3 separate regions of the Homo sapiens genome follow, and regions 1 and 3 are each linked to region 2. Evidence: chromatin contacts called from ENCODE Hi-C or POLR2A ChIA-PET data. All regions are on one chromosome and are shown on one strand. The core of a region is the stretch at or near the end of the contact, and the rest is flanking DNA. Distances in the headings are between cores, read along the strand shown. Region 1 overlaps SLC7A7 (solute carrier family 7 member 7). Region 2 holds the start of TRD-AS1 (TRD antisense RNA 1). Region 3 holds the start of OXA1L-DT (OXA1L divergent transcript).

Region 1 (4,160 bases), core at 188-2,687, 310 kb before region 2:
AATTAAAAAAAAAAAAAAAAAGGTGTAGAGATTTTCCCAAACCAACATTAGACAAAACAAATGGGGATGCAGCAAAGAAAAGGAAGAAGAGACTTGAAATCTCTGGGTTTAGGTAACAGATATGAGGCGTTTCCAGAGAGCTTATATCTGGACCTTCTGAGGAAACAGCAGTGGTAGAGTATTTTGGAGACACCAGGGTATTAGCAGGCCTGAGTATGCCAGTTGTGGGGTTTGGCCTTCCCCCAGGAATAGTGTGCATCTGACTATACACAGACCCAGCCTAACCTAGAAATGTGCAGTTTTTCTGAGCAACATGTGACCAAGAGCTTGCTCACACCAATTAAGCCTAGGGACTGCTATCCTTCTGCTAATTGCTGTGGGATGAATGATGTCACCAGTCAGAAGATAGCTGAGATGTCTCACTGGTGACGTGAAGTTTAAAGTAGCAAACTGAGTGGCAGGTGGAATTTTCGTCTCTTTGTCAGCTGAAGGCTGTGTATGTGAAAGAAAAAAGAACACAGAACAGAGTTCCTAACCGTAAATTCTAAGATTCTAAGATACCAGAAAGATAAACTCCTGGTAAGGGATAGAGGAGGTTTATAGGGATTGGGAGAGATGTGTATAATAAGGCTTTAGAATGGAAATTTTAGAGGCAAGGAGAAAAATGCCTAGATAAAAGTATAAATCTGGGTATTTTGGAGACTACATAGCAGAGAATAAAGGCAGAGAGGAGTTGCTCAGTAACGCATTTGGAGAAAATGGGATGGAAGATCAGAAATGATGCTTTTGAACTCTTATCTACAAATATTACAAGTAAGGCTAATAAACGTATTTGACCTTTTTTTTTTTTTTTTGTGAGACGGAGTCTCGCTCTGTCACCAGGCTGGAGTGCAGTGGCGCGATCTTAGCTCACTGCAACCTCCGCCTCCTGGGCTCAAGTGATTCTCCTGCCTCAGCCTCCCCAGTAGCTGGGACTACAGGCGCACACCACCACACCCAGCTAATTTTTGTATTTTTAGTAGAGACGGGGTTTCACCATGTTGGCCAGGATGGTCTCAATCTCTTGAACTCGTGATTCGTCTGCCTCCGCCTCCCAAAGTGCTGGGATTACAGGCATGAGCCACTGTGCCCGGCCCGTATTTGACCTTTTACTGAAAGGAGGAAACAATTTCATAGGCATCAGCGATATTTGATTAGAATATGATAATGAAAGAGTATACTTTGTTCAAAAATGATGATTTGCTAGAAGAGCTGGGATTCATGTAGTACATTAAAGAGAGAGGTACATACTTGTTTGAGGATCTGCTATCATAAGGGATGCCTGCCTTCTTTGCATAAGGTCACATTTAGATTCTTTTGATTGCAGTGAGAGGGAAATTTCAGTACACCAAGATCCAGTGAGCTGTCAAGGGTTTCACTTCCCCTTTCTCCATTTTTCAACAAATGTAATGAATAGTACCACCCAGTGCTACTTCCAGTTTTCTGCCTGCAGTTAGGTTTTTTTTTTTTTTTTTTTTTTTTTTTTGAGACAGTCTTGCTCTGTCACCCAGGCTGGAATGCAGTGGTGCAATCAAGGATCACTGCAGCCTTGACCTCCCCAGGCTCAAGCAATTCTCCCACCTTAGCCTCCTGAGTAGTTGAGACTACAGGTGCACGCCACCAGGCCCAGCTAATTTTTGTATTTTTTGTAGAATCAGGGTTTCTCTATGTTGCCCAGGCTGGTTTCAAACTCCTGAGCTCAAGGGATCAGCCCACCCTGGCCTCCCAAAGTGCTGGAATTACAGGAGCGAGCCACTGTGCCCAGCCAACATATGAGTTTTCTATTGCTTCTCTAACAAGTTACCACCAATTGAGTGGCTGAAAACAACACAAATTTATCATCTCATAATTCTGGAGGTCAGAAGTCTGAAATGGGTCTCACTGGGCTAATATGAAGTAGCACTGTGTTTCTTTCTGGAGGCTTAAGGAGAGGATCCATCTTCTTGCCTTTCCCAGCTTCTAGAGTCTCATGGACCCTTCCATTTTCAAAGTCAGCAGTAACTGGGAGAGTCTTTCTCATATTGTACTACTCTGACATTGACCTTTCTGCCTCCCTCTTTCATCTTTAAGAACTTTTGTGATTACATTGGGCCCACCCAGAGAATACAGAATGATTTCCCTGTTTTGTCACTTGATTAGCAATCTTCATTCTGTCTGCAACTTTTTTCTTTTTTTTTTTTTTTTTTGAGCCAGAGTCTTGCTCTGTTGCCCAGGCTGAAGTGCAGTGGTGTGATCTTGGCTCACTGCAACCTCCGCCTCCTGGGTTCAAGCAATTCTCCTGCCTCAGCCTCCTGAGTAGCTGGGATTATAGGCACCCACCACCACACCCAGCTATTTTTTGTATTTTTAGTAGAGACGGGGTTTCACCGTGTTGGTTAGGCTGACTCATGTTGGTTAGAATTCCTGACCTCAGGTGATCTGCCCGCCTTGGCCTCCTAAAGTGCTGGGATTACAGGCATGAGCCACTGCGCCTGGCCTCTATCTGCAACTTTAATTCTCCCTTGCCATGCAATATAACATGGCTCACAGGTTCCAGGGATTAGGGGGTGGACATCTTTGGGGGGCCATTAGTCTACCTACCACAAGTGATAGCCCAGCTTTCCACCGGAGGTGGATGAGCAGCACTCTGAAGTGATAACTTAAGGTGGATTCTTGCCCAAATTCTAGGCTTGTAAGTTAAATCTGGTTAGTGAAGTACGAGCAGAAGGGTGGGAAATCATTAGTAACGTGTATGAATTCACTAAGAACAAGCCATACTCTGCTAACCTCACTTTTTGGTTCAATTTTAATTTTTTTATTCAAATATAATATACAGAAGGAACAGTGCAATCTCATAAGTTTATGGCTTAATGAATTGTCACTAGTTGAGCACATGTGTAACTAGCACCCTTGAGCCCTTCTTATGCTCTTCCCAGTCCCTGCCTCTCCACCCCACACAAAGGGAAATCACTATTCTGACTTCTAGTAGCATTGATTAGTTTTCTCTGATTTTATGTAAATGGATATAATCTATATGTACACTTTTGCATCTGGCTTGCTTATTATGTTTGAGATTCTTCTGTATTTTTGTCTGTAGTCGTAGATTGTTCACTTTTTTTTTTTTTTTTTCCCAGACAGAGTCTCACTCTGTCGCCCGGGCTGGAGTGCAGTGGTAGGATCTTGGCTCACTGCAACCTCCACCTCCCGGGTTCAAGCGATTCTCCTGCCTCAGCCTCCTGAGTAGCTGGGATGACAGGTGCCCGCCACCACGCCCAGCTAATTTTTGTATTTTTAGTAGAGACGGGGGTTTCACCATGTTGGCCAGGCTGATCTCAAACTCCTGACTTTGTGATCTGCCCGCCTTGGCCTCCCAACGTGCTAGGATTACAGATTGTTTATTCTTAGTGCTGTTTAGTATTTATTCAATCTACTGTTGCTGGGCATTTGGGTTGTTTCTAGTTTTTGACTACTGCAAGGGTGTAACTATGAATATTCTACATAAATATATACTAATTTGATTTGAATTGTTTGATAGCATCATTAGATTGTTAGAGCAGAGGCATGTGTATGCAGATTTCGGAGAGGTTCGTGGCAAATTCTCATGATATTCTTGTTGACAAGGTAGACTAGATAAAAATAAAGTTTGGTAGATTCTTAGTTGGCTGAATAACATTGTGGAATAATGACAAATACAGAAAGGTCTACAGTGATAGACTATACAGCTCTGTTGATCTTAGTCAACATTTTAATTTTTTTTTTTTTGAGACGAACTCTCGCTCTGTCACCCAGGCTGGAGTGCGGTGGCGCGATCTCGGCTCACTGCAACCGCCGCCTCCCGGGTTCACGCCATTCTCCTGCCTCAGCCTCCCGAGTAGCTGGGACTACAGGCACCCGCCACCACGCCCGGCTAACTTTTTGTATTTTTAGTAGAGATGGGGTTTCATTGTGTTAGCCAGGATGGTCTCGATCTCCTGACCTTGTGATCTGCCTGCCTCGGCCTCCCAAAGTGCTGGGATTACAGGCGTGAGCCACCGTGCCCGGCCTAACATTTTAATTTTTTTATTAAAAAAATTTTTTTTGAGACAGAGTGTTGCTCTGTCACCTAGGCTGGAGTGCAGTGGCACAATCTTGGCTCAGTGCAA
Region 2 (4,046 bases), core at 1,466-3,965:
CACAACGTAGTTTTTTTGTCAGTCTTGAATTTGGTGAAATGTAAGTAGTAGCTCACAGAAAAAAGTTTTTATCTGTGCCTTCTTACGGTGATTAACTATCCTGGGGATCATTCTGGGCTTAGCAAAGAATGACCTTTGTCCTGGAAAACCCCTGAAACCCAGGAAAACCAGGACATCTGGTTACTCCACAGTCTCACCTGAGGTGTTCTGACCTCACAGAGCAGCCCGGTGACCACAGTGGTAGGGTTAAGTGAGGTCTCTATTAGGGGCAGGCTTTTGCACATTTACTTGGGGTTCCTGTAAATTTCATCCCTTGACCAAATAATGCTTCTGTTGCCAACAGACACAACCACAGGAATCCTGGGAGTCACCCTGGCTGTGTCTGGATGTCACAAAAAATGTGAAGAGCAAAATCCAGGCAGTTTCATGATGTGGTGATGATCAAACCCTGTCCCCCAGGGGTGTGAAAAACAGACACCTCTTTAATAGAATTTAGTTTTCTTAACTCAGACTTTTTTTGGGCTGAATTTATGCTAGCCTGTTTAGTCATGTCTTCAAGCAACCACTTGTTACAAAGGGTTAAAGTTTTAGCTTGCTTACTATCATGAAAAGGGTGAGAGAAAAAGGCTATTATTTAGCTAAGAAGACGTATCCATTTTTTTTAAGGACAGCAGTCAGGGATTCAAACGACCCTTCCCATCTCTTCACTATTTCACAGTATTCACTGTCTAAAGGGCTTCCCACCCTCTCTTCAGCCTCCGCAGGACATAAGCAAAACCAGATGCCTGCCCTCAGCTGAGGTCCTCAAACAGACAGGCACCCAAAGTGTTGCTGTGGCAATAATCTCTGTGTTCCACTTACTGCAGGAAAACAGAATTTAATCATGGGTTCCTTGGACTCCAGCCTTGCCATATAGTTCCTGCAGCTAGAATCCACTGCATGGAAAATCTGGCATACGATTACTGTCCAGAGCTCTGGAAGAATGCTAGCCTTGCACAGATATTTTCTTTGCCTGGTTAGGCTGTCAAACACCCTGACCTCGTCAATGTTTTAAAAGGTAGGAGTTGTTACAGTTCTCAGTCCCCTAAGAGGCTGACCAAGTGCTGAGAGGGGCTCCCAGCTTCTCTGCATTCTGGAAAACCCACCGCAGAGCCCCGCCCTAGTGTGCTTCCGGTAAGAAACCAAAGAAAAAAGCCTACTGTCTGGTCCCTAGCATTGGCTGCCCACCCTCTGAAAAGCGACTGAGTCCTTGAGTCTCCTGGGATGTTCATATGAATCCCCTTGAAGCTTTAATTTGATAAGACCTCAGTGGAGACTGCTGAACCCCTGGGATTTAACATCATATATTATTCATTGTTGCTGTTGCCACAGACGTGCTGATTTTGCCCCTGCTGAGCAAGGCACTTCTGCACATGGGAACTTGATGGCTAACCACACTGCATGTTCTTCAGGCAGGGCCTATCCCAGAACGTTCCAAGCTGTCTGCTAGCAAGTCTGCATTAACTCCCTCAATGCTGCATGCACGGTGTCCCTGAGTCCTTCACCACCCGCCCCGCCACCAGAGCCAGTCTTTTTAAGAATTTTGCCTGGGCTGTGTTTTTCAAAGTGCCTCTCTCTAGTGTGCATCTCTTCTTAATCACAGAAAGCAGATCTGAGTAAGTAAAACTGGGGCATTTGGCCTTTACTCAACATCAGGGCACTTAGGAGACCGGGGCCCTTTGATAAGTTTTTCCCATTTTCATTTTATCTGAATTTTACAAGTCAGTCTTCTCCAGCCTTAGTTTATAAGCACCACTTTCAGAAGTCCACCAGCAGCGCAGATTTTCAAGAAGTGCCATTAGCAACCACTGTGCCTTACTTTTATATCTAACATTTAAAAACTTTTCTAAGTACTCACACATTACCATTAGGGAAGGGTGGGTGTATATTTGAAGGAGAGAATGTACTGCTCTATTCTCACGACTCAGAGGACAGATGAATTTTCCCCTTCTCAGGTGAACTAAGTAAAGTGGAGGCTGAATCCACTATTTTGGTAACCAAAGAAAAAGTGGGGTTAAATGCTCTGCCTGAGTTAACCAGACAGTTAACTGACTGGACCTCAGTTACCAGACTGGGGATTGAGAACAGTTCTTTTCAGAGAGGTAAAGTGAAGGTAAAAGAAGAAAAGGAGCCTGCTTATAGAATTTTCAGCATTAGTTAATGAAGTTGCAGGGTTCCATTATTTCAGGCGATAAATTTAAGAGGAGTGTTAGTATCTAAGTCAGGACAATTTATATTTGGTCTACTGCATTTGCGTAGTCACGATATGCCAATTTCCTCTTTATCTTTTCGGCAAACATTTCCTGACCCTTAGCTGGATCCCTCAGGATTCTGTATTCAGTTTTTCTCCTTGCACCAATAATCTTGTTTAAGATGAATGATAGGAATGTTTTGGGCTGAAAGTAATTTAGTCTTTGTACAGTGGAGTTCTAATCCCTCTGATGGGCACCATATCCCCCCAGCACAAACATTAGATTTGGAACCTAAGCTGGAATGTTTTGGAGGGGCAAGTAATTAAATCAGAAGTGTTTGAATTCCCCCTTCCCCCACTCCCTTCAAACTTACTTGGATTCACGGTTAAGAGAGTTCCTTTTCCAAATGTCAGTTTATAGTTGCTACCTCCACTATTCTCACAGCCACAGAAGGCTTTACAGAAACAGGAACAGAAGCTGCTCTTTGCAGAAGGGTCCTGGGGGTCAATATAGTCACGATTGCTCAACTCTTCATTAAGCTACAGGTTTATAGGTTATTTGATAATAAGTCCAGAATGCAGCTGCTGTAGGTGAGTGCTGGAGTTCCAGAGGACAATATATCATATATATATAGATATATATATATGTATATATCTTTAAAGTTTTTGAAATTTAATTTTAATTTTTTTTTATCATTTTCTTTGTGACTAAGCTGCCATCATGGTTCCAGTAATCCATTTCTTTCTTTTTTTTTCTTTCCTAATTATCTTCCCTTGGCTGGTACTCAGATAGTTTCTACTTTTTGCACTTGTTGGGGTAACTATTTCTCTGCTTTTTTTTTCGTTGAAATTGCATATCAATTCACCGGATTCTGATTTACTAGAAACTGATTGTAGAAGGGGAGGGAAGCGAGACAGTTTTTACAGGGAGGTGTTTAAAAGTGGAAATTTGAGGGCTTTCCTGTCTTTCCTGGTCTGCTTCTCTACAAAGGACAATGCAAAATGAGTATACGTCCCTCAAGGAGAGCTTGCAGGACACGGTCTAGAAAGGAAAAGACTGTACTCAGCTGCATGTAGCTTCACCCTGTCATACTTACTTGGGTTGATAGTCAGCCTGGTTCCTTGGCCAAATACCAGCTTCTGGGCTCCCTGAATTACACCACAGCACGAGGCTTTACAGAAACTGCCAGCGAGGGCCCACCTCTCCCCACTGAGGAAGACATATGATCTGCCCTCCTAGCAGTCCAGGGCTGTGGCAGAGAATGGCCCGAATTTCACTGGCCAGAGAAGTTTAGGACAGGATCTCCTTGGGCTGCTCATTTTCTCTTTCACAAAGCCTCCTTTAGCAGTTGTAGACATGGTCCAGATTTTCCAGTTGCCTTGCCAATCAAATATTTAACATCTTTGTTTTCACCCCACAGAATTTTAATTTTTTTTTAAAACATTTCTTTCATCTTTTACAGAGCTCTCCCTAAAAACAGCTGGATTAAAAGAATCTTTAAAGTCAGAGTCTACTAGGTCTCCCGAGTAAAGTTAATCTGGCTTCCTCCTTAAAATTTCCGGTTTGAATGCGAGGGCCTGCTCATCTGGGACCTAATTTGTCGTGCTAAGACAGGAAAGGTGAAAAGGCAATGCAGAAAATCCAGGGGAAATCCTGCACTGTGAGATCTTCTTGTCCCTCCACACTTACTTGGATTTATTTTTGTACTCATCCCCTTTCCCCAACAGGAGCATTACCAGCACTTGTCACTAACAGGGATCCATCCTCCAAATCAACTCTAGAGACTCCCACCCACAGGAATTTTAGTGTGGAAAC
Region 3 (3,848 bases), core at 550-3,049, 280 kb before region 2:
GGTGGTTTTATAATGCTCTTTAAGAAATATAGGCAGAGTGCATCTAGGTATCATGAACCTCTATTGCTCATTTGAAATCATCTGCTCTTCTGACCCCAGAGCTTCTGCAACTACTTCCTGAATCCATTCAAAGAATTGCCATCTATGAGGTTAAATCCCTAACCCATGTCCAGGGTATATTCCCCTTACATGCAGCAATGGCCCCCCACCAAGGTAGGCCCAGATCAACATGCATAAATTCCAGTAAATTCTGGATCAGTCCCACTGGGGTGTATGACCCCAGCCCCAGTTCAGCGAAGCTCTGCTCTGCAGCAGTTTGGACTACATCTGCAGTCTCTCCAGAAGCCACCTCAGGTACTGCTGTGGGTGAGGGAGTTGCAGCAACAACAGGAGGGGCCTGAACCTGTGTGAAAGAAAGCCTTGTATTATATTTATTCAGTAGCGAACACAAAGCAAGTGAGATCTTTTTATAATAACCAGTACTGGGTTCTGTTCTCTCTACTTCTTGTTCTTCCAGGTTAGCCTAGTGTCTGCAGATTTCAAGCTTAAAAAGGACATCTCATTTTTATCAATAGTTAGGAAGAGAAGTTACTTTGAGTAAGAATCCATGACTTCCCTTCATGCTGGGAAGTTATTTCTTTTATCACTGTTTTCCAAACTTCAGCCATTTGAATATCACTATCATGATTTTTGCCATATATTAACATGAAACAATTGCTTTTCTTTAAAACAGCTCAGAAAACCAAATATAACATCTCTCCTGTTGTACTTTCAATCATTTCCCCACTGAATTGAAAATCCATCCTAAGCAGAGATGCTATCATTTTGGAGAGCTGTGTGGAGCGTGGACAAGAACTCTGCTCCATATTCCCCCTGCTCCCAAACAAAACAAAATATGAAACCAACCAGGAAACACCACTCCTAATATTGCAGGAACGAAAGGCCTCTTACCTGGACTTCTGCAAAAGAGATAGCAGAGGTACTGAGGCTGCGGGGGCCGGAAGCCGCAAGGAAGAGGTAGTGTGGGCGACAGCAGCACGGGGCTGCTGGGAATAGGAGCCGTGTGGTCAGCGGTTTCCCAAGCCATTGCGAGGGCCCTGCGACGCTGTGGACCTGAGCGTGTAAAAGGATGATGGAGCCCCTTTACCGGGAGCAGAAGTCCTCGCGTGGGTGCAAACGGGATTCATTATGCTAACTCCCCAAGAAGCAGGCAGCTCGGCCACTACAGGGGAGGACATTGCTATCACCGCGCGCAGACCGCTAGCCCGAAGGCATGCAGCGGGTGGTGCCTGCAGAGCGAAGCTCGAACCTGGGTTCCCCGCATCTCAGTTATCGCAGACCCACATCGGAGGGCCCTGAGAACGAGGCCGAGGTGCTCTCGCCAGGAGCCAAGCCAATTCCAGAAGCTGACACCGGGCTGCTGGGCCCATAGTGTCGGGGACTAACCCTAGCGCGTCCTCACATGACCCGAGGTCATGACATTCAGGTCCCGGTGAGCAGGTCAGCGTCTGCTGATACCCCTAGCACGAGCTGTCCTGGGGCCTGGTTCACTGGGTCAGGGCAGCATCCCGGTGCTCTGCCCCGGGGCATCCTTACCCGACGCCCGGACTGTAGCAAGCGCAGAAGCTCCCGGCGTCCGCACATTAGTCCCATCGCCATTTTGCCCGGAAGAGGACTTGCTTTTGCGCCTGCGCAGTAAGAACCACAACCCCTCGAGAGGAAGCACTTTTGGAGGCGGGCATGAAGCCAGAATTGTAGCCGCAGATCAGGCGGTAAAAGAGAACGGAGCTTGGCGGCCATATTTGAAGTGGGTAAAAATCTGTAAAGCCACGTTACCATTAGCACGCAGAGAGCCTTTTCTGGAGATTGAAAGGAAGTTGAAGAGCTGGGTTAGCTATCATCGTAAGCTATCATCGTTAGTGATGGCGTAAACCTGGGTAATTTTCCTCTAATGTCGCGATTGTCCTCTGATTTGTAAGTTTAAAAATAGCCTCAGAAAAGGCTTGGCTGTACTTGCAGAGGATTTTTCCCACTCAATGATGTTCGATTCTTTTGATTCTTATTGCTAGGTAATATTGTAATCGCAGGTCCAGTGAAATTTGAGGGTAGTCTAGAGTCTGACAGAAATTAAAAGAAGGCAGCTTCTGGGAAATATTTTCCTCCCAGATAAAAAGACGAAGCTTCCAGAGGAGACTTCACCTTTCCATTTTTTTCTTCTGTAAGTGGGGTGGTGTGAGGACTGACCATGAGGGGACAAGTTTCCAGATGAAAAGCTCACGTGCAGGCCGGGCGCGGTGGCTCAGGTCTGTAATCCCAGTACTTTGGGAGGCCGAGGTGGGTGGATCACGAGATCAGGAGGTCGAGACCATCCTGGCCAACATGGTGAAACCCCATTTCTACTAAAAATACAAAAATTAGCCGGGCGTGGTGGTGGGCGCCTGTAATCCCAGCTACTCGGGAGGCTGAGGCAGGAGAATCACTTGAACCCGGGATGCAGAGGTTGCAGTGAGCCGGGATTGTGCCACTGCACTCCAGCCTGGGCAACAAGAGCGAGACTCCGTCTCAAAAAAAAAAAAAAAAAGGAAAGAAAAACTCACGTGCTGAAGATGGTTGAGGGCAAAGATAGAAAACACCCAAATACTTGATGATATCATTGAGCTGCTGTACCATGCTTGGAACTGCCTATCTCCAGACTTTGTTGTGTAAGTTAATTAAAGGTCTTGGCCGGGTGCAGTGGCTCATACCTGTAATCTCATCACTTTGGGAGGCTGAGGTGGTCTCGATAACTAGGTCAAGAGATCGAGACCAGCCTGGCCAACATGGTGAAATCCTGTCTCTACTAAAAATACAAAAAACAAAAAAACAAAATAACTAGGCGGGCGTGGTGGTGCATACCTGTAGTCCCAGCTACTAGGGAGGCTGAGGCAGGAGAATCGCTTGAATCCGGGAGGTGGAGGTTGCAGTGAGCCGAGGTGGAGCCACCTCACTCTAGCCTGGGCGACAGACTCCATCTCAAAAAAAAAAAAAAAAAGATGATTAAAGGTCTTTACTGTTTAGACTCTAAGTCTGTTGCTTGGGTGTTCTGTTTCTTGAAGTTAAAAGCATTCATCTTCAGGGAAAAAAGTTACTGGTCAGAAAGGTGGAGTTTGATTATGTTTGAACCCTTACAAAGTCTCTCAATATGCAGATTACTTTCTAAACAACAAATTATAGTTTCAGAAAGATACAATAACCTGAAATTATTTCAGTGACTGCTCATTTGGAACGATTATGAATGTACCTGACAGATATGGCGAAAATAGGAGGCAAAGAACTATAATACTGATTTAGTAATAATTAGTGGTATGAGCTAACACTTGCATATGTTGGATGCTATTATAAACATCAATAGATTTTTGATATGGAAACACTGATTTTTTTTTAGAGATTACTTTTAAAACTCAATACAATTAGAAGTAATTACAAATATACAGCTACAGAACACTTGGCAGGGTGACTATCTTACAGTACACTGCTACTTTGGTGGCCCCAAATGAACCAGGCTTCCCAATATTTGCACCTTTAGGAGTTCTCTTCTCTTGAGTCTGATTGGGCCTGTCACTTGCTTTAATCAATAGTAGAATGCGTTGGAAGTGATGTTATGCCAGTTTGGGACTATGCCTTAAGAAGGCCTGATAGCTTCTGTTTTTGCATTCGGGGGAAGCCAGCTGCTGTGTTAGAAGTTTGACTTCTCAGACTTACTGCCTGTGAAAAGCCCAACCAACCATGTGAAGAAGAACTGAGGTTTGGGCCAACAGCCTCAGTTGAACTCCCAGCCAGCAGTCAACACCAACTTTTGCCAGCCACGT

The links. A loop is a pair of places that touch in the nucleus more often than their neighbours do. ChIA-PET counts read pairs that join two places held with the same protein, here RNA polymerase II (POLR2A). Pooled maps may share reads with other maps.
Region 1: a map of GM12878 shows a loop between it and region 2 (3-fold over the local background). The contact joins the enhancer-like site here to the promoter of TRD-AS1 in region 2. A Hi-C loop is called at or near these places in 1 of 168 maps with a recorded cell type or tissue (GM12878), 7 of 37 single-sample maps with no recorded cell type and 4 of 50 pooled maps. POLR2A ChIA-PET finds 5 or more read pairs at or near these places in 1 of 52 experiments (OCI-LY7).
Region 3: a loop to region 2 is called in a pooled map, with 3 times the contacts of the local background. The contact joins the promoter of OXA1L-DT here to the promoter of TRD-AS1 in region 2. A Hi-C loop is called at or near these places in 1 of 168 maps with a recorded cell type or tissue (A673), 1 of 37 single-sample maps with no recorded cell type and 2 of 50 pooled maps. POLR2A ChIA-PET finds 5 or more read pairs at or near these places in 1 of 52 experiments (WTC11).

Annotation. Positions count from the first base shown.
Region 1 is chr14:22,787,693-22,791,852 of GRCh38, reverse strand. All of the region lies in intron 2 of SLC7A7 (solute carrier family 7 member 7), which reads left to right. Among named protein-coding and RNA genes, the nearest start is that of OXA1L, 23 kb to the right of the region's middle. Within about 2 kb of position 1,437, at least 5 of the 41 ENCODE cell types and tissues checked have a DNase peak (open chromatin) inside an H3K27ac peak, as active enhancers do; they include GM12878 and OCI-LY7, where a contact is called at or near this core.
Region 2 is chr14:22,481,628-22,485,673 of GRCh38, reverse strand. It overlaps TRD-AS1 (TRD antisense RNA 1), which reads left to right and starts at 2,715. Exons shown (of 5, transcript NR_148361.1): 1 at 2,715-2,821. It also overlaps TRA, the pseudogene TRAJ55, TRAJ54 and TRAJ53. RefSeq lists a silencer at 792-841.
Region 3 is chr14:22,764,513-22,768,360 of GRCh38, reverse strand. It overlaps OXA1L-DT (OXA1L divergent transcript), which reads left to right and starts at 1,799. Exons shown (of 3, transcript XR_001750638.3): 1 at 1,799-1,937. It overlaps OXA1L (OXA1L mitochondrial inner membrane insertase), which reads right to left and starts at 1,673. Exons shown (of 10, transcript NM_005015.5): 1 at 1,597-1,673; 2 at 952-1,113; 3 at 190-403. The coding sequence starts at 1,659. RefSeq lists enhancers at 1,565-1,794, 1,388-1,951, 1,952-2,514, 2,515-3,078.